6 separate regions of the Mus musculus genome follow, and all the other regions are linked to region 5. Evidence: chromatin loops called from intact Hi-C (ENCODE). Cell type or tissue: gastrocnemius. All regions are shown on one strand.

The links. Hi-C counts contacts between places; a loop is a spot of excess contacts. Peaks named below come from ENCODE experiments on the same cell type or tissue, not always from the same donor. Only the 100,000 strongest peaks of a DNase experiment are listed, where the experiment ranks them.
Region 1: it touches region 5 in a loop (15-fold over the local background); 18 of 42 quality-filtered maps call a loop at or near these places.
Region 2: a loop joins it to region 5, with 8 times the contacts of the local background. A loop is called at or near these places in 20 of 42 quality-filtered maps.
Region 3: a loop joins it to region 5, with 4 times the contacts of the local background. A loop is called at or near these places in 14 of 42 quality-filtered maps.
Region 4: a loop joins it to region 5, with 2.3 times the contacts of the local background. A loop is called at or near these places in 14 of 42 quality-filtered maps.
Region 6: a loop joins it to region 5, with 2.3 times the contacts of the local background. A loop is called at or near these places in 2 of 42 quality-filtered maps.

Annotation. Positions count from the first base shown.
Region 1 is chr10:53,526,255-53,531,254 of GRCm38, forward strand. No RefSeq gene overlaps it. Among named protein-coding and RNA genes, the nearest start is that of Gm20597, 9.8 kb to the left of the region's middle. In gastrocnemius, a CTCF peak has its summit at 2,320 (motif pointing left); a DNase peak (open chromatin) is centred at 2,312.
Region 2 is chr10:53,338,501-53,343,500 of GRCm38, forward strand. All of the region lies in intron 3 of Cep85l (centrosomal protein 85-like), which reads right to left. The region is part of intron 1 of Pln (phospholamban); the gene reads left to right. Among named protein-coding and RNA genes, the nearest start is that of Pln, 3.3 kb to the left of the region's middle. In gastrocnemius, a CTCF peak has its summit at 3,001; a DNase peak (open chromatin) is centred at 2,984; H3K4me3 peaks cover 1,440 bases; H3K27ac peaks cover 3,398 bases.
Region 3 is chr10:53,533,117-53,538,116 of GRCm38, forward strand. Mcm9 (minichromosome maintenance 9 homologous recombination repair factor) reads right to left here. Exons shown (of 13, transcript NM_027830.3): 13 at 3,199-5,000. The coding sequence ends at 4,208. Among named protein-coding and RNA genes, the nearest start is that of Gm20597, 17 kb to the left of the region's middle. In gastrocnemius, no CTCF peak of the experiment used is centred here; no DNase peak of the experiment used is centred here.
Region 4 is chr10:53,303,302-53,308,301 of GRCm38, forward strand. All of the region lies in intron 5 of Cep85l (centrosomal protein 85-like), which reads right to left. Among named protein-coding and RNA genes, the nearest start is that of Gm19395, 26 kb to the left of the region's middle. In gastrocnemius, a CTCF peak has its summit at 2,833 (motif pointing left); no DNase peak of the experiment used is centred here; H3K27ac peaks cover 1,214 bases.
Region 5 is chr10:53,112,990-53,117,989 of GRCm38, forward strand. No RefSeq gene overlaps it. Among named protein-coding and RNA genes, the nearest start is that of Gm40649, 66 kb to the right of the region's middle. In gastrocnemius, no CTCF peak of the experiment used is centred here; DNase peaks (open chromatin) are centred at 2,260 and 2,999.
Region 6 is chr10:53,279,813-53,284,812 of GRCm38, forward strand. Cep85l (centrosomal protein 85-like) reads right to left here. Exons shown (of 13, transcript NM_001204983.2): 11 at 4,025-4,132; 12 at 1,537-1,768. Gm19395 (predicted gene, 19395) reads left to right here and starts at 458. Exons shown (of 3, transcript NR_038015.1): 1 at 458-591; 2 at 2,626-2,897; 3 at 3,624-3,875. In gastrocnemius, no CTCF peak of the experiment used is centred here; no DNase peak of the experiment used is centred here.

The DNA.
Region 1 (5,000 bases), 410 kb after region 5:
CATCGGGATCAACCCTCAATCAGTCCCTAGAGGTGAGTGATGAGGTGACCCCAAATGGCTATTACAAGAAGTTTTTATACTTTTTAGGGACACAAGTTACATTAGCAAGGTTACATTTTAGGGGCACCAATTACATCAGCGAAGTTACAGTTCAAACTTATTGGCTAAGCATATTGACCTTTAAATCTATTGGCTAATAAATATGGCATCCATTTGAACTCTGCCTGGGACTTTACAGAGGGTCAGGTGACTCTCAGTACATTCTGAGAATTTTTTACTCAAGTGTGATCCTGTGGGTGGAGGATGCAACTTGGCCTAGCCTTGACCTCAGGTGGGAGGGGGAGCTAAAAGGAGGGCATGGGACTGGAAAACCCCTTAGGGTCCCACACTATCCTGAAACTACTGAACTGAACTGCTGGTATCTTGACAAATGAAGATTGGAATCGCCTCAAAGAACTACTTCTAAACAGCTCCACATCACCTTGTCCTACTTACCATCTTTTCTTCCTTACCTTTGGATGGTAGGCTAGAAGGAGTGGGGGCAAGGGAGGGTTGAAGCATTTGTGAATCCTTATTAAAAGTACGTTTAAAAATATCTAAGCATACTTGGAAGTGTAGTTTACTGACTTGATCCTCATGGCCTGCTTAGCCTGTTTTCTTATAGAGCCCAGGATTATCAGACCTGGGTGGTGCCACCCACAATGAGGTGGGCCCTCCACATTAATCACAAGTTAAGAAAATACTCTACAGGATTGACTACAGCCCAGAGGTTGACTACTTCTAGAGGTATTTTCTCAGTTGAGGCTCTCTCCTCTCTGATGACACTAGCTTGTATCGAGTTGACATAAAACTAGCCACCACAAAATCTAATGTTATTTTATGTCATTATTTATTGAGGTATTTATCCTTCCAGAATAGCAAGTTTCTTATATCCAGTCATACTGTTTGTCAACTGATGAATCTGTCCAGTACAGTAGATGCCTACACAATAGATGCCCTAAGAATATCCCTTTTTTTCCATCTAGGTGCTGGATGAGGTCAACAGCTTAATCATTTTTTCATCCTATGCATATCAGAGTCTTATAGCTACAAGGAACCAAACTCAACTTTGTGGATTTAAATACAGAATAATCTTGCTAAAAGTAATAGAATCAGTGAGATGATTAGAAAGTATGACAAAGAGATATCAAATGCAAGCAGATCACTGTCCCACAGGCACTGTTTCTTTCATAATGTTCCCACACGGTAGATTGCCCATCCTCTGTGGATGAGTCAGACAACTGTGTGTGCATCTAACTGGCTAAGCCTTGAGGAGCCAATGTGAGTTCACGTGGTTCTTCAGTTAGTAAGAAGATGATCTTTGCAACTGTTCAGGAAGACTGGACAAATTCCTCAAACAATGGCCCTAGCTGAGATCACGGCACTTAGAAAAGTCATTGTAGTTCTCTTGAGCCTACCAGACCCAATAGCATAAAAGAAGGCAGATTAAAAACTTGAGAGTGAGGATGTCGCTCAGTGGTAGAACACTTGAATAGAAAAACCTTGAATAATGAAGAATAAAGTATGAATGAATTTCCTTCGTGCTTCCAGAAACCAACTTTCCAAAGGGCAATCTTAACCTGGCTCTTGAATGTTTCAGTTTTACAGTGGAAAATAGAATTGAAAAGACCATGAGCTATGATGTCATATACTATGCAGGAAGTGTATAGACTCTTCACTAGACTGTAATACTCAGCAGCCAGAGACACATTATTTCCCCACTGCCTAGGACACAGCGTGTAGTACATAGTACGTGTGGTTTCTTGCTCAGAAGCTCAAGGTCAGGCAATCACAGAGCTAGAGAACAACAGCTCCATTTGCTGGCCAGTCCCACCCACACTCTGATCTGTCAAATAATACACTAAAGTGTGTATTGATTGCCTATTCTGGTTTTTGCTTTGTTTTGTTTTCACTACTGCTGGACAGACTTTCTCTGAGAAGCTTGTGACTGTGGAGTGTGACTTTCTGCACAGAACCTCCTGAAGAGTCACATTATTAAATGTTGGTCCCACAGAACAAGTCTGATATTGCATAGGCTCAGGGAATTTAGAGCTCTGCTGCTATGTGGGCTAGACTCCCTACCATCATCACCACCAAACCTTCAGATGAAGCAATTTTTCCAGATTTTTCAAATGACACAAATGACATGCCTCCTCTGCAGGCTTCCCGATGAGGCTGATTTTGGAAGAAATATGTTTCAGGATGAGAGCTGAACACCAGGAAATCTTCCCCTTCACATTTGCAGCCATCCAGGTTCCTCTATTGGGGACGTCGTGCCCTCTAGTGGTGGATAGGCTGACTTAGTGTTTCTGAGTCAGCCCATCTATCCACTGGAAACCATCAGTGTTCAAAGCAGGCCAGGACAGAAAACAAGATACCCTTTAGGACAGTGGCCTATGGTACAGTTCTTAAAAGTGACAGAAAAGTTTCCTATGAAACTTTTCTATGAGAAACTATGAGACTCGGGTGTGTTTGAAGGAAAATGAAGTCTTTTGCAGGGTCATTTTCCATGTGTGGCAGGTGTCCTGGGGCCTCTTATGAACGAGGCTGCAAGGCTGCACGGCATTCCAGCCACAGCGGCTCTGCAGTCTTGCTGCACTGTTTCTTAGATGTGGAGCCCAAACTAGGCAGAAAATGACTTCTCTGCTTGTGACTATATGAATAGCTGTCAAGATTTGCATGCAACGGACAAGAGACACCCTCAGTCTGGCACTTATCCTGGTCACCAGGAGGCTGCTACCCCATACTTTTTGCTGAAAGTGAACGGTGACTGAATGGGAGAGGCGTTAACACTCCTCATGGCTTTGACCATTCTACGATGCTCCAAGAGTTATTTCTTTGGAAGGTGTATTAGTGTAGCTTACATTTACATCAGGACTTTGACTTTGCAGTCACAACTCTAGCTCCACATAATCCATTTGCTAGCCTATGATCTTGAACATCCTCTTTGGCTTTATGGTCATTTCATAATACCTTTCTAACTTAATTCTGTGTAAGCTAAGTATCTGCCTATATATTGTCTGTATATTGTACAATTTGTGTGTATGTTAAGTGTGTGTGTATATATATATGTATATATATATGTATATATATATGTAATATCTAAGATGATGGCAAATATAGTACTAGTCACAATAGTAGTCTCTTCCTCATCCTCCTGATCTTCATAATCCCACATTCTCCTCAGACCTGTCCAGGCCATGAAGTATGAACTGTCTCGGGTGTGATAGTTGGTTTCCACGTCAACTTGCTACAACTTAAAATCACCTGAGTGGGTAGCATCAACTGTAGAATAGTAATAACAATAATGATAATAATAATAATAATTACTATTCTTTTTCCAGAAGTAGGTAACTTAGGTCTTACTCATGAGCCTGTTCGCGTTCCATTTTCAGAGACATAGATGACATCTGGAAACTTTCTGCTCTCCTTGTTTTTAACTGCTGTGGCTTGTTGATTCAAAACCACTGAATTTGAAACAAGTTCAGGACCATTTCCTTTAAAGATTAACTCATCCCCTGGGTGTGAGAAAGGGACCAGGCAGCACCTGTCTCTGTCTGAACTCCGTAGATCGAAGACATTTTAGATTTCAACCACAGTCCCACTCTCCTTAATGGAGACATGATGTGAGCACACACAGACCTCATCATGTATCAGATCAAACATCCTTGATCTCACTCTGAACACAACTACAGACAGTTCAGACAGTAGCCAGTTCCTGGTTCCTCACCTTTTATCAACCCAGTGCATCCTCTTTTTCTTTCCAAGGAGACTTCTCTTTACATTGATGACCCTCCAGATTTCCTCTGGGGTCCATTACAATGCCTGCACACCTCTTAAGAGGGATGTTGACATTTTTTAGAAGGCTGAGAGAGGGCTGAGGATGGTCTTCATTTTTGAAGTAGTCACAGCAAAGACTGAGGAATTATCTTAATTGCCTTAATTGTTGTGGGATAACCTGCCCCACTTGTGAGCCGACACTTCTGGAGGCAGCCCAGATAAGGAGGCGCCACAAGAGTGTTTCTTACCGTTTGCATGTTTGGCCTTCTCTCTTGCCACTGAGTTAATTCTTCTCATTGCTACGGATTCCTAGGCTGATTCATGACCATGTTTTCGGGCTTCCACTATTGACTATGGACCAGCAGCACGCCAGGAACAACCTCCCCTCCCCAGTTTTCAGTACCAGATTTGCACTGCTGAGGTGCTTGGACTGGGTTTTCCAGCCTCTCTGGTGTTAGTCACTGTGGGGTTACTCCAGTGACTGAGAACTCCAGCTGCTTGGGTTCTCAGCTTCTCGTGTATGATCCAGCTGTATGATCCATTTCAAAGTCAGCTAATTAAATCCTTCAAATATATACTTTTTCATTCTATTAGTTCTGCACTCTACAGCGCCCAACCAGATGTCACAAAATAAGACTCCCCAAATCCCAATTTCATGTGCTGCCCTTGCCTTAGAGAGGGGCTAATAACCAGACCCAGTTCACTACAAATAACATTAGAGACAGTCCCTCCAATGACACCTCTCCTTTATAAAAAGAAAAGGAGTTGTGAGACAATGTATCCATGCCAAAAACCTTGGTAAGGTAGAGCAGGTCTGAGACCCCAGTACCCAGGTACCCACTTAAAACAGTAGGCGTCTCCCTGCTCCTGCAGATTCCTGGCCTGGAACACGTGCCACACTACCCATGTCGGTCACATAGTCCAAAACAGAGTTCTCCATGCTAATGATGTACCTAGAGGCCTTGAGGGTTTAGCCAATAACCTTCCCTTCCCAGACAGTCCTTCCTACAAAAGATATTTAACTTCTGGCCCACCCTGAGAAGTTGGTACGCATCCATTTTCCACAATAAACAGTTTGAAACCAAGGACTGTCTCTTTCATCGAGAACCATCAAGGGGAACATGGAGAAGGCCTGCACCTACAGAACCACAACCTAAATCTACTGCATAGAAGGCCTCTTT
Region 2 (5,000 bases), 230 kb after region 5:
TAAAAAGGACATTTTAGCATACAAACATTTCTCAAGAAATTTAATAAGTGTATATTCCTCTAACAACAGAGTACATTTATCAAGTTTTTATTCTCCAGTGTTCTTAAGTTTCCTGCTGTGAATTTAGAAGTAAAACAAAATATTCAGGAAATTGATATGCAACAAAAACTTTATTATTGCTATTTGTTAAAATCTCAATCTACTAAGTAAAATATTTTCTCACTATTAAATCCAATAGATCACATAGAAAATAAACAGATTTTTATTTTACTATTTATATTCCTATCATATTTAAATGCTAAATAAAACTTACCTCTACAATTCTCAATTCCTATAATTCTAACTCTGCTGCTTATGACAAACACAGCTGTCTCCTACACAACATTCTTGTCATGTAAAAACATTTTTAGTATGTGCTTTAACTCCAAGGAACACTGGTCTCTCAATAATTTTGTAACCCTAAAAATATTTTTTCTTTGATATTATACAAATTACACTTGGTGCCAAGTTTATTTGTCATATTTCTGCTATTTTTATTTATCTATCCACTGTGTTGCTGGGGGACTAGGGAAGAGAGTGAGAGAGAGAGAGAGAGAGAGAGAAAGAGAGAGAGAGAGAGAGAGAGTGTCATTGCATGTCTGTGAAGGTCAGAAGAGTTTGTAGGAGTCAGTTCTTTCTTCCCACCATGTAGGTCTCAGGAGTCAAGCTTGGGTCGTCAGGCTTGGCAGCAAGTGCCTTACCTACTGAGCCCTTTCCCCGGTCCCTGAAGGTTTACCTTAATGCCTATCCAATAGCATTCTCAAACTTGAACAGTGTGTGCAAAAGTTTTTTTCAGTGGAGTAAGGGGTAGGTAATGAGTTTCTTTCCACCAGAATTTCCTTATATCACAATTAGTTACAAAAAAAAGGAAGCAACTTCTAGAAAAAAATATAAATTCTGCTATAGAAAGCATCTTTAGCAGATTAAGCAGATGCTGCCTGTAGTTAAAATTTTCAATATAAAGCACAGTTTCTACATAGCTTTATGGTGACATTGAAGTATTTTGTTTATAAAGGTACATGCTTTAAAAGTAAGCACAAAAAAGGATAAAATCAATGAAGAAATGTAACAGATACACTAAAAAAGAATGAGATGATTTGCTTTGCCAAAAGGAGTTGCCGCAGTGTCATTTCCTAAAGCAAATCAAAATTGTTTTTAGAATATTTTAGTAGACATAGAGGAAAATTGCTGCATTTGGGTCATTATTAACAAATATTGTTTCTTAATCTCACCAATTTATCAAGACATAATATTTGCATTGGCTATAGAATTCAAAGTATATATTAAAACATCAAGTGAGGATGATTAAAGTATAGATCACTGCTATAAATTACACAGCATAAGCACATTTTTTCTGAAGAACATTTTCCTAAGTGCACTTACACACAGACACTCCCTCTTAATTCTTTGTATGCATCTCTACATCATCATTTGGAGAACAGATTTTAAAACAAGTGAGCTCTGTGAAGTTCACAGAGCTACAAGCAAATAGGAGACCTTGTGGGAGAGGCCATTTGCACCTCTGATCCCGTTCAGTGATGAGCATGGTTAAGATACATCATCATCCTGACAAGGTACAGAAAAAGAAAAGCAAATGCAAAATGCTGTGAATGGTCATTTTCTGAGAAAATGAGGATGCAAACTACTGCTAACTAAAAAGCATTCCTCTGTTTCATTTAAATCCATCAAGTGTTGGATCTGTACTATTCTGTATGATATTCTAAACATTATCTTCAAAGTCAGGCATAAAGTTACTGATGTCCTTAGTTTTTAAGCAGTAAATTCTAGTCAGCAAAGTTCAAAATAATCACATAGACATGAACATACCAGAATCAAATTAAAATATACAATCATTAAGTTTGCTCTATTGATAAAAAATATACCTCCAATCCATTTAAGCTTGTTATCTAAAAATCAGACTGATTTTTCCATAACTCTGAACAAAGGCTTCAACACTCTATTGCATCCCTACAGTGCATCAATTTCATTTCTTACCTGCTCACTCTACCCAAGGTCACTGTTTTCAAGGTTCCTGGATAAAAGAATCTTGCATTGTTATTTACACAATGAATATAATTTTCATCTAATATAGGAATTCACACATTGATCAGACCAACAAAAACAAAAATTTAGAGTTGGGAATGAAAAATATAGTCTTTCTAAATTATAGCAGCATGGCTGATAAGCAGCAGTCTCTTTGGACATTCCAAGAGTGTGTAGTACTTCAGTTTCCTTACCCAACACAATTCTGAAGCATGCATTACCAAATAAACACATGAAAATAAAGCCTTCTTGGGTATTCTAATACCCATGGAGGGATTTACAGAGACAAAGTTTGGAGCTGAGACAGAAGGAAGGACCATCCAGAGACTGTCCCACCCGGGGATCCATCCCATAAACAGCCACCAAACCCAGACACTATTGCATATGCCAGCAAGATTTTGCTGAAGGGACACTGATATAGCTGTCTCTTGTGAAGCTATGCCAGTACCTGGCAAATACAAAAGTGGATGTTCACAGTCATCTATTGGATAGAACATAGGGCCCCCAATGGAGGAGCTAGAGAAAGTACCCAAGGAGCTAAAGGGGTCTGCAACCCTGTAGGAGGAACAACAATATGAACTAACCAATACCCCCAGAGCTCGTGTCTCTAGCTGCATATGTAGCAGAAGATGGCCTAGTCAGCCATCATTGGGAAAAGAGGCCCTTGGTCTTATGAAGATTATATGCCCCAGTATAGGGGAATGCCAGAGCCAGGAGCAGGAGTGGGTGGGTTGGAGAGCAGAGCGGCGGGAGGGTAAAGGGACTTTCGGGATAGCATTTGAAATGTAAATGAAGAAAATATCTAATAAAAAAAATCTTTTTAAAGAAATGAGGAAAAAAAGAAAGGAAGGAAAGCCTTCATGTGTATGCTCTGCCCCATCAGTAGAGCTTACAGGCAACTGAGGACCTCTAGTGCTTCAGAGCACGTACTACATCTTCAGGGCTTTCCATGAATTGGGTGCATCACTCACTCCTCTACATGAACAGGGGTTTATTTGCTAAGTGCCCCTCAATTTTCCTTAGAACTTCCCAAATACTGTCTCCCTACAGCCTGTTTAAAAAAAAAAAAAACAGACTCTGAAGCTTCAGTATAAGGCTAAAAATCACTTTCATGGAGGCACAGGAGCCTTGTAATCCCAGGCAAAAGCAGGACTGCAGAGTTCAAGACTAACCAGTGTGACACACAGTAAGTTTAAGACCAGCCTAGACTACACAGTCCAAAATCGGGGCTGTGTTAATTCAAATAAATATGTTCAATTTCACATAAGTATACATCAATAAAAATAAACCTACGGACGAAAATATCAATTGCCATGAGCTAATTTCAGAGGGAAATTTTTAACAGAATTTTTTAATTGGTCCAATTTCATTCTGTTTACACAATTTTTATCACAACTAGACAGAAGCAGGTGAAGAGACTCTGACGCTTCAGTCTGCACAACAAAGCTGGGACCAAAGGAACTTGCCAGCTTACAATTCTGCAGTCTTAAAGGGGCTTCATCCCAGTGAGCTTTCCTGCGTAACAGGTTGATCTAACTTTTTTGTTTTTGTTTTTGTTTTTTTGTTTTTTTTGTTTTGGTTTGGTTTGGTTTGGTTTTGGTTTGGTTTGGTTTGGTTTTTGGTTTTTCGAGACAGGGTTTCTCTGTGTAGCCCTGGCTGTCCTGGAACTCACTTTGTAGACCAGGCTGGTCTTGAACTCAGAAATTCGCCTGCCTCTGCCTCCCGACTGTTGGGATTAAAGGAATGCACCACCACGCCCGGCTCCTTCAGGGTTTTATACAGATAACTTCTACCCCTACCCAACAGGTTCCTAACAAAGGATATGACTTTTTTTTTTTTTTTTTTTTTTTTTTTTTTTGGCTAGGACCTCACTGTCTAGCCCTGGTTGCCCTGGAACTTGCTATGTAGAGCAGACTGGCTGAAACTCAGAGCTCAGCCTAACTCTGCTCTCCGTCTGGAGTGATAAGACCTAAGGCAAGAGCCGCCACACCTGACAGTATGGTACTGTAGGATTACTGCCGTCTGTAGCTTTCCTCTTCCTCCTCCTACTAAAACAAAAATGATACTTCTGAACTTAATTTCCTAAATTCCGATTTATTCTCTTTAAACAGAGAGAGAGAAGATAATACAAGGTCCCACTAGGAAAAGTAAAGAATTGCTGGTAGCGATCAATCCTTCCAAAAGTGAGAACAGATCCCACACACATAGAACACAAAACTTGGGTTCTCTTCTGCTTCTTACATAACTAAAATACGGGATCTCATATTTCCCACAACCAAATATACATTGTATTTCCAGCACTCTGGTACAAAAATCAGAAAGATTAAACTTCAAATTAGTCTGTAAGTAAAGAGGCTCTGTGTCTCCAGTAAACACCCAATGAACATATACAGTCATCTTTTTAAACCTGTAGCTAATTTTCTGTTAACACGCTTTATTTTGTTGTATTTACTATCAAAGCTTTGAACCTTACATATTCAGCCATAGTTTAGAAGTTTTGAAAGAAGGCCAGACACAAACCCACCCCTGGTAGCCAAGATTAGCTGAAAACTGGCACTGTGATAGTTTAAAACGATAGTCCTTACTGTGCCTTCTGAGTTTGGAAGTCTTTAGTACTTAACATCTTCTTAAAGTGTTTAAAATAACATTCACCAAGAGGCTGGATCTGGGAGGAGTCCGGAGGATGTATATATGATCAAATACACTGAATGATTCTACAAATCTATAAATCATAAAAGAGAATGGCAAGTGGCTAGAATCTGCTTTTTATTTCATATTTTTCACTTAACTATTTTATTTTGGACTAAAACTAGGATCCAAGATATGTTACTATATGCATTTCTTTTTACAAGATTATTTCTGAAACATTAATAGTAAATGTTAAAATCAATTGTGTTTACAGAGAAACAGAGCTTTAA
Region 3 (5,000 bases), 420 kb after region 5:
ATTGAGGCCAGGGGAACTGCCATAGGGAGAGAGGGGGGAGGGAGGAAGAAAAAGAGCTCACACACAGAGGAGAGAGGAGGGTAGAGCAAATTGTCTGGATTATTATAGGGAGGGACCTCTGGGGAATAGGCTGGAAAGTTCAGGGTTAGGGGCAGGATATGCCAGGTAGGGACTGAGGAATTCTGAGAGAACCTGAAAGCCAGTCCTGTGTTGATCACCTCAGTCCCTTGTCCCGGGGTCCAAAACCAAAATCATTTAGACTGAAGACAGGACTGAGCCAAATAAAGATGCTGACGACAAGGTGGGTAAGAGTCAGAGGCTCACATAAGGGACTACTGGGTAAAAGGTGGTACTAAGAGCCCTGAGATGCAAGTACCAAGGGAACAGGCCAGGAGAGAAGAATCTGAGGACAGGCAACCCTTAAAGGCCCATGATGTGAGCATTTAATATAAAGCTAGAAACATTTCAGTTGAATTCAATTTTGGCTCAAAGTCTTTGATTTGCTTTGTTGGTGAATGTTCCTTTTGGAGAGAGCTGTATTTATATGTACATGTGTGTGTGTGTGACTGCAGTGAACACAAGTTTATGGCTCCTGTGGCCTTTCTGAAGAAGTAACAATGCTGAGGTAAAAAGTGCCGGCAGTCTGTCTGACAGTGGTCATCCACAGATGAGTGAGATTTGCTCTCCACGAGGCCGTGGACTCGCCTGCTCTGTGACTCCCCATTTACACTGAGTTCCTTTGAAGGTGGCAAAGCAACTCTCAGATATGTCAGGTCCTGTAGCTGGTCTTTGCTACTTAGTGGGTCCTTCTTTTTCTTATCCTTTATTCTCCCTTGGTTTCACCCCTTAATGTTAGATAGGAGAGAAAGAAGAGAGGGGACCGAACAATTAGGAAAATCCCTGAATCTAATTTCTTTTGTTTCTTCTTTGAGCATGACTAACAATCCTTAGCCAACTGCTCTAAACAATCAACAACCACCGACCCCTGCTCTTGGGGCCCTAGTATTCATACACACACACACACACACACACACACACACACACACACACACACACACACACACACACATATATATATATATATATATATATATATATATATATATATATATATATATATACTCTCTGAAAATTTCCCAGTCTCAGACATCACACAATCCCAGGAAAGTATCAGGCCTGCAAGAGCACAAGGCAACCACAGTCCGTCAGCTGCTTTGGATAGTCGAAGCAGCCCCATATCCATATACCTCAGATTAAAACAAAAACTTATCTTATTTCTGTGGTTTTTAAAAGAAACCAAAATACCAGAATTGCTACAAGGTCCCAAAACCGTTTTAGAGCTTGAGCATGACATGTCTGTTTGTTTTTTGTTTTGAGACAGGATGTCTGTTCATAGCCCAGGGTTCTTTTAATTCATTATATATCTTAGACTGGCCTAAAGCTTGCCATTCTCCTGCCTCCATCTCCGAAAGGCTAGGATTATAGGAACACAGCCACAACACTTGGCTACATTCTCCACCTTAAAACATAATTTCTAACAATGATAAACCATATCATTAGAAATCAACTTTGTAATTTCGGGTTTAAAACTATTATGGACTACAACTTCTGTATCATTCTAAGGATTAAAGCAGGTCTGAAATTTATGTGTTTTTGTCTCTTCAAAGTGGATCTAGTCCCTCCTTTGTTGGCAACTGTACAGTTAGTTAAAAAAAAACTGGAAAAATGTAAAATATTTTAACACCCTCCTTGCATTCCCACCCATTTGGCTCTCATCTAAGTATTTCTAACAGCTACAAAGATCAACATATACACGAGCAAATGGAGCTGGGAATCCAGCAGGACAGTAGCCAATCCCCTCTGCATTCTGTAGCCTTATCTGTACATCACCACTGTTAGCAATGAGTGGCTTGTGTGTTTGGAACTGGCTTGCTGTCATCAAGCAGCTTAAATGGTTCCTCGGCAAAGATGATTCAAGTGCACTTAGAAATCTACGGTCTCCCAAATTCCCTGCATTACAAAGTTGGAGAGTTATGGTACCTCGAACCTTAAGCCCACTAGGAGATGAGGATGTGGGGGGCTGGCCAGAATCTCTACCATTGGCCCAGGCTGCTGGGCTTGTGTGTGATGGACTGTGATGTAGAAATAAAGCCCAACAAACCCTCTTCGTTCTCTACTTGCTTTTGGTCATGGTGCTTCATCATGGTAATAGTAATAACTAGGACACAAAGCAAGATGATTGTATCAGTGAATTCCAGGTTAGTCAGGACTGTACAATGAGATCCTGCTCAACATTCCCTCCCTCCCTCCCCAAAGGAGCAAGCCTGCTGTGCATACTTATAGATGAGGCTGGAGAAATGGCGCAATGGGCAAAGTGCTCACTGTGCTGGCATGGGGACTTGAGTGTGCCTCACCAGCACCCATGTAAAAGCCAAGAAAGGTGGATGTCTGTAAGACCGGCCTTGGTGGGTGAAGCGGGCTGGGCGGGAGGAAGGTGGATCCAGGATGCTCTTAGGCGAGTCAGTAGCTGAAAAGACAGCCTTCAGGTTCAGTGAGAGACCTTGCCTGAAAAAATAAGGTGGAACAATTTGAGCTAGACACAGGCATCAGCCTGTTGCACATGCTCAAGACTGGTGAGTGTATTCATGAACTCTCATGTGGGTACTCCCTTCCCCAAGGTCTACTGGAACCCCAGAAAGAAACAATGCTGTAACATTAGGAATATATTCAGGATCATTCTATCCTTGAACGTTCTTAAACAATCGCAGAAATACATTATGTAAACTATAGTGTTAATGTCTTTGAGCAGGTATAAGTGAATATGAAATACATTTAAAAATTACTGCTTGTATAAATGTTTTGTAAGCTCTTCAAGATGCCTGAAGACTCCTAAGTATTAAATATGTTCTAACAGTTTACCATGTTTCAGAAAGTCAGTCAATTTGGGAATTCATTTTTAAATGCTAAAGAAAATTGGGTTTTTAAGTGTTTTTTTTCTGTATGAATATCACAAAGTAAATATTAACTAAGCACACGTTTTTGAGCACGTTTCATGCCCCAAAGTCCTCTTGTCAATAAAAGAATCAGTGACTGTTAGAAATGCAGACCCTGAAGCATGTCTGTAAGGCTAGAAGCCTACCTTCCTACCACTGCTGGGATCCAAACACAAGGACTTTAGAAGCACACAGAAAGACAGAGTTTAGTCATCTCTGCCCACCAGACAGGGAAACTTCTCCGTTTTATTTTATTATTACTTATGTAATAAGTAATGTCATACACGCTACATATACATTCTTCTTCTGAGCCATATCCCAACCCAACGTTCTTGGTTTTATAAAAAGACAAACAGATGAGAAGCTATCAGGGATCACGTTTCCATACTGATGCCATTGCAGATGTGACAGGGCTACAGCTGGCCTTCCGGAGCTCGCTTCTCTTCTAACCACATGATTTAAGTTGTACTGAAGGTAAGCTCTGAGAGCAAAAAGGAATGAAAGGCAAGGCGTGCGTGCTGGCACAAGGGGAACAAATCCAAGGGCCAGTGTTTCTGTAAGCTACGGTGTGGCTTCCCCGGGGACGCTGTCCAATGAAAGCATGCATCTTGAAGACAGAAAACCACCAGCCCCTTTTAATCTGATGCGTGAGAATTAACATAGAGGCATGAGAAAAACCACATGATTTCGGCAAGTCATTCCAAATGTTAATAAACACCGCATTCAGTACATATTGGGCAGGAAATGCAAAGCAAACAGAAAGCACTTAGCTGCCTTGTTAGATTTCTGAGTGCCACCATCCTGCCATTTGGTCTGGATATGTGAGAGAAGAAGCTCAGAATAGAACTCCTCTAGTAAAAACCAAACCAAACCCCCAAACAAAACCAATACAACAAAAATGAACCAACCAATCAACCAAAAACCAAAAACCAAAAACACAAAAACAAAAACCAAGTGAAAAACTAGAACGTCCTGGATGTTAAGTCATCTTTTGTGAAATGAGCATTAATTCATTCATCCAAAGTATTGATATCACACCAACCGCAATTAATTATTCAGCATTTAGGTGATGAAGATGAACCTGACAAGGGAGTTGGGCTTCGGCAGGGCCACGCACGTACTACACACTGTGTGCACACCTGTAGCCACTTGTATACTTTGAAGGCACTTGGTTGGACTGGGGAAGACAACTGTGACCAGAAAGCTTTTCCTAATCATGGCTTTTTCCTCATCTCTTCCTCCCAGTCAAAATCTAATGCTTCGTCATCTAGTTCCGACAGAGTGAAGAGGGAGAGGGTGGAAAGATTCGCTCTCTCTGTGGGCTGCTGCAGCTGGAAAGTCTGCCTTTGCTGGCCGAGCACTGGAGCTGTGGTCGCAGGAGGGCTGTGGCACCTGTCCCTGCTGTCCCTGCTGTCCCTGCTGTCCCTGCTGTCCTTCCTTTCAGGAGGGAGGGATTCCGATTTGGATTCTGATGGGGAAGTGAAGGAGAAGCTTGCCAGTCTGGCTATGGTGCCAGCATGAACCTTGCTGCTTTTATTACCGCAGGAAACCCCTTCCTTTCTGTCTTTCTCACAGGCTAGATGCGAATGCCCAGCCTGGTTCCCAAGCTCCGGTTTGGGCTGAATAACCCTTCTTTTGGGGCCCTGTTCCCTCTCCTCTCTTGGTGGATTACTGTCTGGTGGCTGCCTTGAGAGCTCCTTTGTCTTTCCGTGCAGCTGGTCAGAGCATCTGTCTCCTGAGGTGGATGTCGACTTTCCTGGCGCTACCACAGGCACAGCTGCTTCTCTTCTTGTTCTTTGTTGGGGAATTTTAGAACTGTCAACTGCTATTTCACTAGCACTGGGAGGTATGGGGCCTTGGCCTTCGGGGGAGTGGGTCAGTTTTGTCTTCTGTTTAAATGTGAATTTGGCCAGCTTTACTGTTGGAGTCTCCATACCTTCAGGTTCAGGCTCTTCCACCTGAGCAGATTTCCGTCTCTTTCTTTTGGGTGTTCCTGATCTTTTTCCT
Region 4 (5,000 bases), 190 kb after region 5:
GGTCACCTCTAATGAGTCCTGAGAGTGTCTTACTTCCTGGGTCTCTGGTACTCTTTAGAGGATCCCCCTTCCTGCCACCATCCACCTCACCCCCAACCCCAGGCTGCTTATCACCATTCATTCTCTTGGCCCTCTGGGCTTCTCTCCTGCTCCCCCATATCTGATCCTGTTCCCCTTTTCCCTGCTTCCATCCAGATCCCTCTTTCCCTCTGCCTCCTTCCCCCTTCTAAGTGGGACTGAAGCATCTTCACGTGGGCCTTTCTACTTGTTACATTTCTTACAGTCTATCGGCTATATCCTAGGTATTCTATACTTTTTGGCTAATATCCACAAATTGGTAGGAGATGAGACCCAGGGATGGCGGTCAATGACTGGAATGTAAATAAATAATTTGAAAGAAAGAAAGAAAGAAAGAAAGAAAGAAAGAAAGAAAGAAAGAAAGAAAGAAAGAAAGAAAGAAAGAAAGAAAGGAAGGAAGGAAGGAAGGAAGGAAGGAAGGAAGGAAGGAAGGAAGGAAGGAAGGAAGGAAGGAAGGAAGGAAGAAAGCAAGCAAGCAAACTGAGCAACCCAGGAGCCTACTTCAAGGCTTCTGCTTCAGTTCTTGTCTCAAGGTTCCTGTCTTGAGTTCCTGCCCTGACTCTTTCCTCTTAAAGTACTTTGGGCCATGGTGTTTTAGCACAGCAATAAAAACCCTAAGACATCTTCCAAGAACAAAGAAGAATATCCTGGAACAAATATTAAAGCAAAGACAGAACACACAGAGTGTGATAGGTTACAAGACAGAAATAAAAAGGAAAACTGAAAATATTTGGGGACATTACAATAGAACCCCCAATACTGAGTTGAATCTCAATTTCTAAAAAATAACAACACAGAAATAGTTTTAGGTAAATAAATTGATTTTTTTTTGGTTTTATAAATCTATATATTCTCTACGTTTAGGCTTGTACCTAGTTTTGGTGGCAGGAAAGCAAAGAAGGGTCCTAGTTTCACTTTGTTGCTAGATAAGCCACTCTAACCAAAAGCAAATTGAAAAGTGTTTGCCTAATGCTTCCAGGTCAGAATCCATCATTAAGGGAAATCAAGGCAGGAACCCAAGACAGGAAACTGAGGCAGGAAACTGCTTGCTGGCAGTCTCTCTGGCTCAGTATAAGGGTCATGCTTAGCTAGATTTCATTCATAGTTCGAGACCATCTACCTAGGGATGGTGCAGTTCATAATATTCTACTTTAATAAGCAAGACAACACTGCACAGGCATGGCCACAAAGCAATCTGAGCTAGGCAACTCAATCAAGACTTTCCTCTCAGATGACTCTAGGCTTCATCAAGTAAGGCTAACTAGACAAAGAGACAAAAGAACAAGAGTGCTAAAGCAAGGCCCGGGAATATAGCTGTCATTATTTACTAAATAACATATATAACACTCTTATTATCAGGGCTATTGAAACTGGACTTAAGATCAGTTACAAATGTGTATGCAGGGTCTAGGGCAAACATTAAAAAAAACTATTAAAATAAGATGAAAATATTCATATAAAATGTTTAATTAAAATGACAGAAGAGAAAAACTGTGTTACAACAAAACAGAGTAACACGATAGAAAATATTTACACACATGATAACTTATTAAATCAATCAGACCCACAATCACTATAAACATCCTTGATTTAAATGCACCAACTTAAAGGCAAAGATTGCCAGAATGCATCAATGTGTCTTATATGAGAAGCCCTTATCTAATAATACAAAACAGTCTTTAGCATAAAAGTGTACCAAAATACCTGGGGTGGAGTGAGGGATGGTGACAGAATGGCAAGAAGAAATACTATAGTCAGTATAAATCCACTATAGTCACTGGAGGCTTTCAGGCTCGTCAGGGATGGCAAGCCACAGAAGGCAGAATGGCAATGAAGACACAGTTGCTCGCATCAAACAGCCAGATGACTGACATACATAAATTACTCATTCCTGCACCACACACTTCTCAAGTTCCTTTGAAACAGTTACCAGGAAATCAACATTCTGGTTCATAAATCACATCCCAAAAGCTGAAAACTCATGAAAATACATGCTATCTGAACACAGGTAAGTTACACTAGAAATCAGACACACACACACACTTGAGACATCCCAAAATAAAGCAGTAATAAATAATATATGACTTAAAGAGGAACTCTAGAGGGAAATATAAAAAGTCTCAGCTAAAGTATAACTGAGAATTTGTGAAATAAATAAACTGTGTGATAAAGTGGTGCTCAAGGAAATTTATACCAAGAATATAAATAAGAAAGATGTAAAATTAATCAACTAAATCTCCAATTATAGTGAACTAGAAAAATTAGAGAAAGTTAAATCCAAAGTAAAAAAGGAAAAGTAGAGCAAAAAAAAAAAAAATCAATGAAATTAAAAATAAGATAGAGAAAATTCAAATCAGTAATTCTTAAGGTAGGCCAGGAGAAAGCAATTAAAGGTGACAGAAATGACTAATGCCAGATATGAAAGAAGGAACATAACTCTAGATCCCATAGAGCTCCTCCATGCCCAGGAAACTTCATAAACTCAGTGAAATGGAACAGGATCAGAACTCACATATAAAAGAAACTTGGAGTTCTTTAATATATTAGTAAAGAAGTTCATTAAATAAGTAATTAGTAATACTCAAACAGAAACTAAACCATAACAACAACAACAAAGAACGTAGGAGAGGAAAGTGATAGAGAATCCGGATCATCTGACCTGGGGGCATGAGTCTAGATCATACAGGACAAGGGAAAAGCACAAAAGAAATCTGTAATAAGCTCGCTTAGAGAGCCATCTACTGGCCTCAAACACTGTTCAGATACCTTAAAACAAAACAGAATAAAGCAAAACAAAACAAAGCCATGCTTTTGTTAATACAATTAGTGAAATGATTGTATAATACCAGAACAACATTTATTCAGAATGAAGTTATAATGAAATGTTGAATGGTTCTACTAAAAATACTGTTTTCAAAGCAAATTACACTAGTTATTTAGCACAATATATTCATATTGCTATACTATCAATCTCAGGATTATCCCACAGGGACCTGCTGCTTTGCAATTGAAACCAAAGTAGATTACACGGTAATAAAATATTATGATCTACGTGGAATCAAAGTTTAAAAAAGGAAGCTAGATCACTATGTTAATGTCTGTACCTTGTATAAGTCTTAGAGCTACTTGGTTTTTAGTATTTTCTGATTTCAATGTCTAATTGGTTTAATTTTTTACAAATAACACATGAAGAAAAAATTTGCTTAAAATGAATTTTGACATCTACGAATAAAATAACAAAAATAATTCCACAATCAAAACCACATTATCTCCCAAAAATGTTCATTTGTCACTTTTTAATCTCAATAAAAAGATCAACAGATTTTTCTTTTGAAAAAAAAAAAAGGCAGTTACTAAATGTATATAGAAAAAGATGCAAATGAGTTTTAAGGAGGAAAAAAATCCTCTTAAAGAGAGAGAAATAATTGAAGAAAGTGGCCATATAAGTTTAAGACAGCACAAACCCTATGTCTGTCTTTCCACTGGATTATACAGGCAAGCTAGGCTTATTCATAATTCTATTCCTTGGTCATAGTCCTTTGCACAGATCATGTGGCGCTTATCCCTGGTGGATACATTTGCATTACAGTTCCTACATGTGTAGCTCAGGGAACATTGCAGAAGAAGGAGGCAGAAAAATTTTAACAGCGAAGATATCAGGAAATCTGCAGTGAAACAATCTCTCCTAGAAACGGCTGTGTTAACAACATCCAAACGATGGCAACACCAATGGGCTTGTTAACACGGAAGGAGAAAGTTTTCATGGGTTTCCATCCCTAGACAAGAACTACAGGGCAACTACTACCTGCTGGGAGAAGGATAATTAGCCTCTCACAGAGATGAGTACCCTATTGGATGTCTAATGAAGAGTGGTAAGCCTTGAAACTAAACAGACTCCCCAGGTTTTATTATATATACATATATATACATATATGTATATACATATATATATGTATATATATATATGTGTGTGTGTGTGTGTATACAAATACATATGTATTCATATAATAAATACTGTCAAAGCAATAGACATTATCGATTTTAGAATGGAGAATATGGAAAGGCTTTGCATAAGGATACTAAGGGGATGGAGGGGAAAGGGAGAGGGGAAAGTGGTGTAACTAATTTCAGTTGAAAACAAAAATTATATCAGGAAGGAGTAGATAGACATGTTCTATTTTAAGAACCATGAATTCTGAAGCTATCGTTTTTGGACCTCGAGAGTTTAACACTGTGCTTGGGATACTGAATGTTAAACAGGCTCGCCTATAAAGGTGAAACTCATTTATAAAATATTCCGTAAAATTAAGGAAACTTCATAGTAAAAAAATAAAGAAATGAAAGAAAGGGGATTTACAAAACAAAATAACGATTAGAGTGATCATCAGTGTATTTTTTATATATGAGTGTTTTGTTTCCATGTATGTAAGTGTTCCACATGCATACAGTGCTCACAGAAACCAGAAGAGAGCATCAGATCCCCTGAAACTTGTATTTCAGACACTTGTGAACTACCAAGTGGGTATTTGGAACTGAACCTGGTCTTCTGCAAGAGTATCAAGTGTTCTTAATCTTGGGGCTACCAGATTTTTAGAGTTCATTATTTTGTCAACTGGAAAGTCTCTGGAGTGTGGTTTATGCAGCATCCAATGGTGGCAAAGTAGAACTTGCTTCCATGTGAGACAGTTCAGAAGAGTCAGGGTAAGGCGATTCCAAACAAAGAGAGTATAGCTGGAAAGTCACAAACTGAGTAATAGGACAGACATGAATTGGGGGAAACAGAAGGGCAACATGAGTGAGAAGCCTCATCCAGAGGGTAAGCCAGGCAGCCAATATGGAAAAAGATGAGTAGACCCAGTCACAAGACAGTGCACACCTCCTGCAAACTGCAAATCCACTTGAGGGTTTTAGTGAGAATGATT
Region 5 (5,000 bases):
TCCACAGTCCCTCTCCTTCTCTGAGAGGGTAGAGGCTACTCCTCTAAGTATCCCCTACCCCGGCACATCAAGTCTCTGTGGGGCTAGGTGCATCCTTTCGCACTGAGGCCAGACAAGGCATCCTAGGTAGAAAAACATATTCCACAGACAAGCAACAGCTTTAGGGATAACTCCTGCTCCAGTTGTTTGGAACCCACATGAAGACTGAGCTGCACATCTGCTACATATGTGCTGGGGTGGGGGGATAGGTTCAGCCTATGTGTATGTTCTTTGGTTGGTGGTTCAGTCTCTGAGAGCCCCTAAGGATCCACGTTAGTTAACTCTGTTGGTCTTAGAATACAGGGAAGATGGATGGAGCAGAGACTGTGGGAATGGCCAAGCAATAATTGAAGACCCATCCCATTGGCAAGCATGAATCCCTGACACTATTCATGATACACTGTTATGCTTGCAGACAGGAGTCTAGCATGGCCATTCTCAGAGAGGCTCCACCCAGATGCTGACTCAGATGGATGCAGAGACCAACAGCCAAACAGGAGATGGAGCTTGAGGACCTTTGTGGAAGAGTTGGGGAAAGGATTGATGGCTCTGAAGGGGATAGGAACTTCACAATATCTTTAAATTGATTTTCCAGCAAACTTGGTCAACCTCACACCGTGTGCTTTGTAACATACTTTACAAAGTGCAAACTAACAGCAGGTAGTTAACATAAATAATTTGCTTCAAAAAATACTTTTTCTTGTCAACCTTTCTCTGAAATACTATTTCATTTTATTTAGCAAGCTCTTTGATCAAAGATGAAATGAAGGTGAACCCCAGCCCAGTCCTGGGTCCAGAGGTCAAGTAGTTTCAAAAGATTATGGACAAATTCCAGTAGACAATCTATGTGTGTTTTGTGCTATGTTACACCTCCTTCTCTAATGAGTTATTATTTTCTTTTGAGAAAGAACATGGTTTCCTAAATATGCAGGAGCTCCTACAAGAGAAAGATGAGGAAGCATTTGAATTTTATAACGATTAGTAAAAAGGAAAACAAACAAAATAATTTTAAAATTCTCAAGACAGCTGTCATTGATTAGATTTTCTCTGTGTCCCACAAGAAAATGAATGGTAATATGTGATGTGATAGCCAAACTAATATGTGAAAATACAATTAATAGTTCAGTGCCCAGCAAAACACCTGACACTGAGAAGTCATTTGTACTTCTTATTTTATTATAATCTATCTTCAAAACCACAAATAGAGAGCACAAACACAAGCGATTCTATTACAAAATGTCACCTGTCATACTTCTCTTCTTAACTGTTTTTTTTAATCTTATAAAACTCTCATTCTTGGAATTGAAAAAAAAATCAACATGTCTATTCAAGTTCCTGCTTCTAGAGAACATAAAAAAAAAAAAATCACTTACAAAGGCTGAGGTAGGAGACAACCAAATTCTTTCCTTTCAAGTGCCATTTTATACTTCTATCATACATTCTCAATTGTGCATGGCTATCATACTTTTTATTATTCATTTTTTTCATTGATAGTCCCCCTTCTCATTTCTGCAACTAGAGGACTCACTAGGGACCGGCTACAAAGGGTTTAAGCCCTTCGTTCTCTATGGGATTAAAACTGTATAAAAAAAAATACTGCATCAGGAAAGCTCTGCCACATCCAGGTGTCCTGTATTGTGACCTGAGAGATTAAAATATTGAGTGTCACTACTCTTCAGACAACTAGCCAAGTCTCCACCAAGCATGACAACATCTTGATAAACAAGGTCTACAAATGATCAGGGGGGAGCAAGTTTCATGGAATAGGCTATAAAATTAGCACCATCCAAAAAAGTCCATGGGGGGTGAGAGAACATGAAAAGAGCTTGTTCATCAAGTATCAGAAATAGAGCTACGTCAATCCCACAAACTGAAAGATAATTCCACAAAGGGAAAGACAAATACTACTTTATATAGCAAAAAGCAGTCTTCCTGAACTCGTTATCTCAAATTGATGGTGCAAATGAATCACCTATAGATATAGTAAGAGTGAAAGTGGATTAACTGTGTGGTTCATTATATGGTCCATTAACACTTTCAGTAAGTGTTAATGGCAGACATTGACCATTATACACAGACAAGAGGTTCAGATCTGCTGTGTGCCAATCAACTTGGAAATATAGTCACCCTGATTTGAAAGACATAAACTACATGGGTAGTTCAACCCTAACCATGGATAGCTGGCAGGACAGCACATAGCCATGTCTTCCTGCCACTAGATGGCGCTGCGTCAGAATAGGAAGATAAGGCTTCCCATCTGTTCCCAGTCTTGTGCAAGTCTCCTGTCAATAATGATAGCTACTGAAAGTTCAGGAGAGCAACAGTCATGTCTTACCTCTGAATAGACATCCATCACCACTATAAAACATCTTACTGCTGTTAGAGATAGCTCTTACGATTGATTCTAAAAGCAAACCCTAGTTTCTATACAGGGAGAGAGGAGACTATCTGGAGCCTGGGCTCTATAAGTCTCTGTAGTCAGGAGGGGTAGAAAAAGAGAGGAGTCCCAATGAGCAACATCACAAACACAATCACTACTTTTTGTTGCTCAAATGTGAGATGGCAGGAGGAGGCTTTGCTGGAGCCATTCAGAAGCAAATTATTAGCAGAGACTGACACATTCGTACACATCAGGATGTGTAGACTAATGAATGAGTTTGTGCATAAATGAATATATGTTCCACATGGGAAAGAAGTTGATTCCTAAAAGCCAAAAGACAATAAACGTAAGCCACTCTTCACTTTACATTTTCTGAGCAACCAGCACAAATATGATTACTGGGATTTTAGGCTTCAGATTGAAGCATGGGGTGATCAAAGCTATTTGGTATAAGGGGCTGGTTATCTTCTTGCCTTCCTTGGTCATGTGTCTGTCGGCAGGAATTATTTCCATGGTTCTTGAAGAGGTTCAATAAATTTTAAGTAATGGTAATAATTGCAGTTTCACAGATGGCTGGCTACGTGCCAGTTTCCCAGCAAACTAGCAAAGCAATAAAACCATCTACTTGTTCATAAAATGACTACTGTTCTAAATGAAATTACTAAGAGAGAGGAAATGGCCTAATCACTCGAATAATCAAACCAGTCTCATTATGGGGCTCCCTGGAAGCTTTTGTTTGAATTTTCCAATGTAGTTTTTGGCATTTAGTGGGATTTTAAAAGCTAAGTAGGTCACACATGCATACAAACGGTTGAGTGAATCACACAACAGCTTTATGTTCCCAGGATTTTGCCTATCAGGCTCCTTTTTAATTAAAAGGGAGAACTGTCAAGGATAGCAGACAACTTAATGTAAGAAATTTGGCAGGCGTAGGGGAGAATGATGACAGTTTGATTCATATTCCTAACTTCTAACCATCAACTAAGTTCGCTCTTCATTGTAGTCTAAGCATAGACACAGAGTGTGAAAACTAGAGAAAACACTGGAGTCAAAGCTGAGTCAAAACTTTCTGGCCCATGCCTGGCAGGAGCTTTTAATTAGAAGGGGAGATATTTACCCTTTGGAGGTTAAAACCTTATCACCAGTGGCAAAATTCTACAGATAACAGAACTATATATAGAACCATACATTCCTCAGCCAGACACCTGGGGTTACAAGCTAGATGCTGAGCCTTCCCCACAAAGGGGATGGATATTGTTTTAAGGCTGTAGGATAAGAGAGATACTTCATTCCTCCTTAGTATAGGGAACAAAATACCCATGGAAGGAGTTACAGAGACAAAGTTTGGAGCTAAGAGCAAAGGATGGACTATCCAAAGACTACCCCACCAGGGGATCCATCCCATAATCAGCCTCCAAATGCAGACACTATTGCACATTCCAGCAAGATTTTGCTGAAGGGACCCTGTTATAGCTGTCTCCTGTGAGGCTATGCCAGTGCCTGGCAAATAGAGAAGTGGATGCTCACAGTCAGCTATTGGATGGAACACAGGGTCCCCAATGGAGGAGTTAGAGAAAGTATCCAAGGAGCTGAAGGGGTCTGCAACCCTATAGGTGGAACAACAATATGAACTAAGCAATACCCCCAGAGCTCGTGTCTCTAGCTGCATATGTAGCAGAAGATGGCCTAGTCGGCCATCATTGGGAAGAGAGGCCCCTTGGTATTGCAAATTTTATATGCTCCAATACAGGGGAACGCCAGGACCAAGAAGTGGGAGTGGGTGGGTAGGGGAGCAGGGTGGGGGGAAGGGTATAGGGGACTTTCAGGATAGCATTTGAAATGTAAATGAAGAAAATATCTAATAAAAAATTGAAAACAATAACAACAGCCACTTTGGTTTCTACATGACAGTGATTTAAAAAATCAAACCGTGGTTTGATATTAGTTTTTTGTTTTGTTTTGTTTTGTTTGTTTTTAATTATAGGATTTTTCCCCCAATGCATTTACCTGCCAATTGTACAAGAGTCTTACATTAGTTAAACAGTATTATATCAACTTTTCCCTTGGAAACGCAAACCACAGTGTCAACCCCAGATAGGGTGCCAACAAAGAAATAACTCCATCCGACTACATTGCTGAACTATTTAATTTAATTGGGTTTACTTATAGAAGCTTGCATGAGAGGCTACTTAAGGATTATGAGTAGCTTACAGGGAGGTTACGCCACCAAGGAAAGTCTCTTCCCATCCCTAGCAAACATTAACTGCTGAAGTACCCTTGGGAAAAGGGTGGGACCTCGTCATCCCTATGACTGAAGAGTGGTGTTCTCAGTCTTGTGCAGGTTTCCTTTAAGTAATCACCACTACTGACAGTTCAAAAGGACAACAGTCCTGTCACACTTGCAGGGCCATAATCCATAACAACTGTGAAACATTTTACTATTGTAAGACTTGGTTCCTATTAGTGATCCTGAAAGAAAATCTTATTTTATACAATGGGAAACTTTCAAATAAAAATTTTTTTTTTACATTTTTAAAATTTTGTGTGTATAAGGAAAGGGACATGTGGAAATTAGAAATAG
Region 6 (5,000 bases), 170 kb after region 5:
CAGAGTATAATATTATATATATGTATGTATGTATGTATGTATATACATATATATATGGAGGGAAGGTATGATAATACCATAAAAATATATGAAAAACAAGTATTCAGAGAGAATAGGACTAAACATAGATAGAAACCAATAAAAATATCCACTGACTAATAGTTCTTGTGTACCCCAACATGATTTGTTTTGAGACAGGGTCTCATTATATAGCTCTAACTATCTTGTAATTCACTATGTAGACCAGGGTGACCTTGAACCCACAGAGATTCTCCTTCCTCTGCATCCCATGTGCTGGGTTGAAGGCATGTACCACCATGTTCAGCTCAAACACAGTAAGACCATTGCAGAGAAGTCCACAGAATATTGTGGATGAACAGTCATCACAAAGGTGGACGTAGAACAGGGAGAATGATGTCATAAAAGCCAAGTAAGCAAGGAATTTTAAGAAAAGTGGGGTAGTCTGCCAATAGTTAACAGAAGGAGTCATGAGATAGCAATTCAAAAGAATTCATTGCTTGACAGAGTAGCGGATTGGACAAACGTATGTAAGGATTCAGAGTTTGAACCTGAGGAGAGGAAGGAAAAGGGGTAAGAGTCTTGAATCTCCATTGTATTCATACTTGCATAGTTCTATAAATGTAAAGGTTAGTAAATGCTGTACTGAAATGTAGACTGTAAAATAACTGAAGTCTTTTGTGTGTGAACTTCTTACTCCAAGAGATTCATTCTAACCAAAGTGTCAATATTCACCTAGCACGCCTCTAAGATTCTGTCAACCACCAGCTACTCCATGAAGCCTTGGCAGCCTTTCCCCACATAGTCTCAGCCATTTTTATTCCACACGTTACAACTGTTCTTTGAGCACATATCAACTACAGCACTTGCTGCAATGATCTAATAATTCAGCTAATGTTTAATTATCTCCATTGATAGTACTTACCGTAGAACCAGACAGCTGAGGATGTCTGGTGTTCATTAACTAATACTAACCAGAGACTTTTACAAGCATACACTTAATCATGTGTATAAAGTAAAGGTAAATCTCTGCTGACCCAGCTTAATACAAATGTATGTTTCACTTAACAAATAACATGCTTTAAGGTATTAAAGAATTTATAGGAAAAAGACAGCAAGCACATCTGTAGGAGAGAATCTAGCTCATACGAAATGACTGGCACCCGCATTCAGCCATAGGACACACAATGCATACAAAAGCAGTCAGTATTATCTTACAAATATTCTAGCAGTTGATACACAGCTGGCCACTCATCTGTGCAAATGCCATAAAGAAGCAACAGAAGGAACTGTCACTTTTAGAAGAGTAACTGGGAAATCACTGCTAACTTGTGATTTCATAGAGTTGGTTTTGGAAACATGTCTATGCATTCTATAGCTATGTTCCTGCTGGTTTCTGTAACTTTATATAATGAGACTGTAAGGGGTAAAACTAAAACCGTTTTGTAAGTCTTGGACAGGAGGGCATACTATCAAGCATGGAAAAGGCAGAGTAGAGACAAGTCATCAGCCACTTACATCGGATTCCCAGTAACAATGAGAGGTTAGGCTCCTTGCCCTGAGCACGTTGATTAAGAATACTACACAATGCTTTCAAGTCAAACAAACAATATGACATTTCCTTGAACAGCTGATCAATCACAGTCAAATCAAAGAGAGGCCACTTAGAATGAATGGTCTGTGGCCTAGACTGCTCTGCTTCGTGGCCCTGATCCAGTAAAGAGTACGTCTCTCCCATCTGTCTTTGGTTCTACAGTGGATAAAGAAAACAAAGGCAGTTGTTAGAACAGAGAAAAGGTATTAATAAGTCATACAGGTTAACATTTTTCCTGAAGTCTACAAACAAGTCTATTATCAAACATCATAGTATATTTACTTTAACCAAATTCAGCTGCACACATTCAGTAGGGGGAAGAACATTGATCTGTATTTACAAGCTGACTCCTCTGTGCCATCAGATGCCCACAGTAAACAGAGGGAGTGATCACACGAGGGCAGCCTCACAAGCCATGGCCTATGTACACATTCCCCACATTGTAACACACACACACACTTGGAATGAAAAGTACAAGGACACTTTCACTTTAAACCTCAGTCTGTGATGCTAAGTAGGTGAAGTTACTTAATTATACTGGAATCATTTTTTCCTCTTTTTATGGAAAAACAAACAAACAAACAAACAAACATTTTTCGTGCAGTATATTCTGATCACTTTCCCTTCTCCACCTCCCCGCCCCACCTATTCACCTGGATACTCCTTTCTCTCTCTTTAAAAAACACAGGGAAAAAAACCAAAAATCAAACAAGCAAAATACAAGAAACATAACCCAAAACGAAATAAAGCAAAAACCCTCCCATAAAACAGAAACCAAAATATACAAGCAAAGACCAGTAAAACAAACAAACAAAACAAAAAAACTCAAAATAGTCCAAAATGTGACAAAAAGTCTATAAAATATACTAAGTTTGTTTCATGTTATTTAACTATTTATTTCTGGGCATGGAGTTAATGACCTGAAATGTGTTTAACATAACCAGAGACTCCACTGTATATAACTGGGACCATTTCTTTAATTTTTAAAAGTATGTATGTTATGATATTCACAGGAATTAGATTTTACAATGTAACATACAAAGAAATATAACTATGACCCGAAGGGGAGAGAAACAGCCTCCTCTCAGAATCGACTGGAGCTGCAAAGAGCACCATAGAGTCATGACTCACTATACTGTGACAGCTGTCCTCATCACCAAGATCCTTTTCCCTCCTCACCCTGAAATACGCTACTGAGAAGTGAGCTGAACAGGGTTTCCAACTGGAACTGTATTTAAGAATAAGCAAATAGACTGAGGTGAAAAAAGAATGCTAAATAATAAAGGTAAATGGAATGAAGTAAGTGTGAAAAACTAACATGTTTACATTATCTACTTAGGCAATGAACTTTGATAGAAGCTAAATCCACCAAGGAAACAGATGCTGGGAACTGCATGTGCACCCAGCCCCACAGATCACCTGCTGTTTGTAATGGCTATACCTATAGAGTAGAAAAGCCAAGCTGTCACCACGTTAACCTAAAGAGCTTAGTCTTTAATAAATGTATGCCATTTAGAGCAGGATAATCAACTATTGTATAATATATCAGCAATACAAAATAGTAAAAACAACTGACATGAATTTCATGTAGCTTGTAGCTCTAATAATTAGCTTACTAGAAACTCAAGAGGGTAAAGGACAAATGGTACCTACCATTAAGGAAGCCTATAATGGTACCATAAATGTACCATAAATGGACAAATCTAAATGTGTAACAATTTATAAGTCTACAAGACTAATTAGCTTCTAGTTTCTTCAAAAGACAGTAACACAGGAGAAGACACAACCTTGGATTTTTAAAGCAAACTAATGACATGCAATGTGTGTCCTTCAAAGTTAGGATAATGTCTTCCATACCTTCTGCAAAAGTATTTGAAGTGGGGAAATAAGAATACAGATTATCAAACATCAAGGAATCATTATTTTGATTGAGCATGATAATCATATTGTGGTTCTATAAGAAAACACCACCCACTTCAGGACATTCACTTCAGTATTTTGTCTAACCTAGGTACCATATATAACATGTCCTAGACATGGGTCAAGTACTTCAGCTCATACTCAGGAGAAGGTGTGACCTGCAGCAGCACCGCAATCCCCTGAGGACCTTCAGAGGACTTTGATTCTGCTCAATCTAGGCTTTATTTGCTCACTTTGGGACTCTGTGAATGTGTACATTTGAGTTTATCTAGTTAAGTCATGAAAACCGAATTCTAATGTACGGGGAAGCCCAAGAAGAATAAAGGCATGTCTGTGTGTTGTAGTTTCCTTGTGGGCCGTAATGAATTTAAGTCATTAGCACATCAAAGTCAAGCCTCCAATGTGAACATTTGCTTTACCTACTGTACAAAGTGAGCACTGACTTTAAAGAAGCAGAGACTCGCCCTTCAGGCAGTTGGGGCTGCTACTCACTTCAAGCAGCGCTTCTGTCAACCTCTGGAGGCTTCCTTCTTTCCTTCCTAGCTCTTCCACAGTACTCCGCGCAGTCAGTTTCTCTTCACAAAGTTTCCCTTGCATAGACTAAAACAACATCAACAGCAAATCATAAAGCAAGTACGTTCACACATAAAAGGCACAATTCTTCTAGCACATTCTGAGTACTTAAGATTTTCAGACACACACACACACACACACACACAGTCCCTTTTGTGATGGAATTGCCATTACATTAGATCCAAAGAACAGAGAAGCAACAGCGAGATTTTAGTGTGTGTGAAACATATCAAATTGAGGTTCTATCTAGTGCTATGCTATAAATAATTTTTATTTTATTAATTGGTCTTTTATACATTAGAAGTGTGTTGGCAATAAAGCAATACTTTGTTACATTTTTATGGCTTTTTATCATTAATAGCTAAGCTCTGCTTTCTTTGTATACTGTCCTGAGCAGTGAATGTAAGCCTCAACTCAGAGCCACAGGAAACTCTGAAAGTTAATCTCCTTATTCCATTATAAAATTATATATCATGTAGATGAGCTAGTACTATAAAACAAACAAACAAACAAGTCCTGCATATGACAAAGCAGCACAGAGATGCCTTAGGAATTCCTGAGTCACTCCAGCAGACTCCTGCTTTTTATTTATTCTACACTCCAGAAAGAACCTCCATAAACTACATATTTAGTAGGGTTCCTAGGTATTTCTATCAACCTTCCCCTTGTGGTTAGACCATGAAATCAATAAGCTTATGACCGGGGAAGATAAGTCATTTTTTTCTGCAAATATTTATTCTTAACTAAAAATGCTTCAGTATGCTGACTAGCCAAATAGCATACATCCACTGTGAATGTGACCATAGCTATTGTCTCTGCATGTGATGAGACAGTCAGAGGCTAACACAAGTCTGAGTGTGAAGTAGTTTTCTATAGGGCAGCTATTTAACTTACT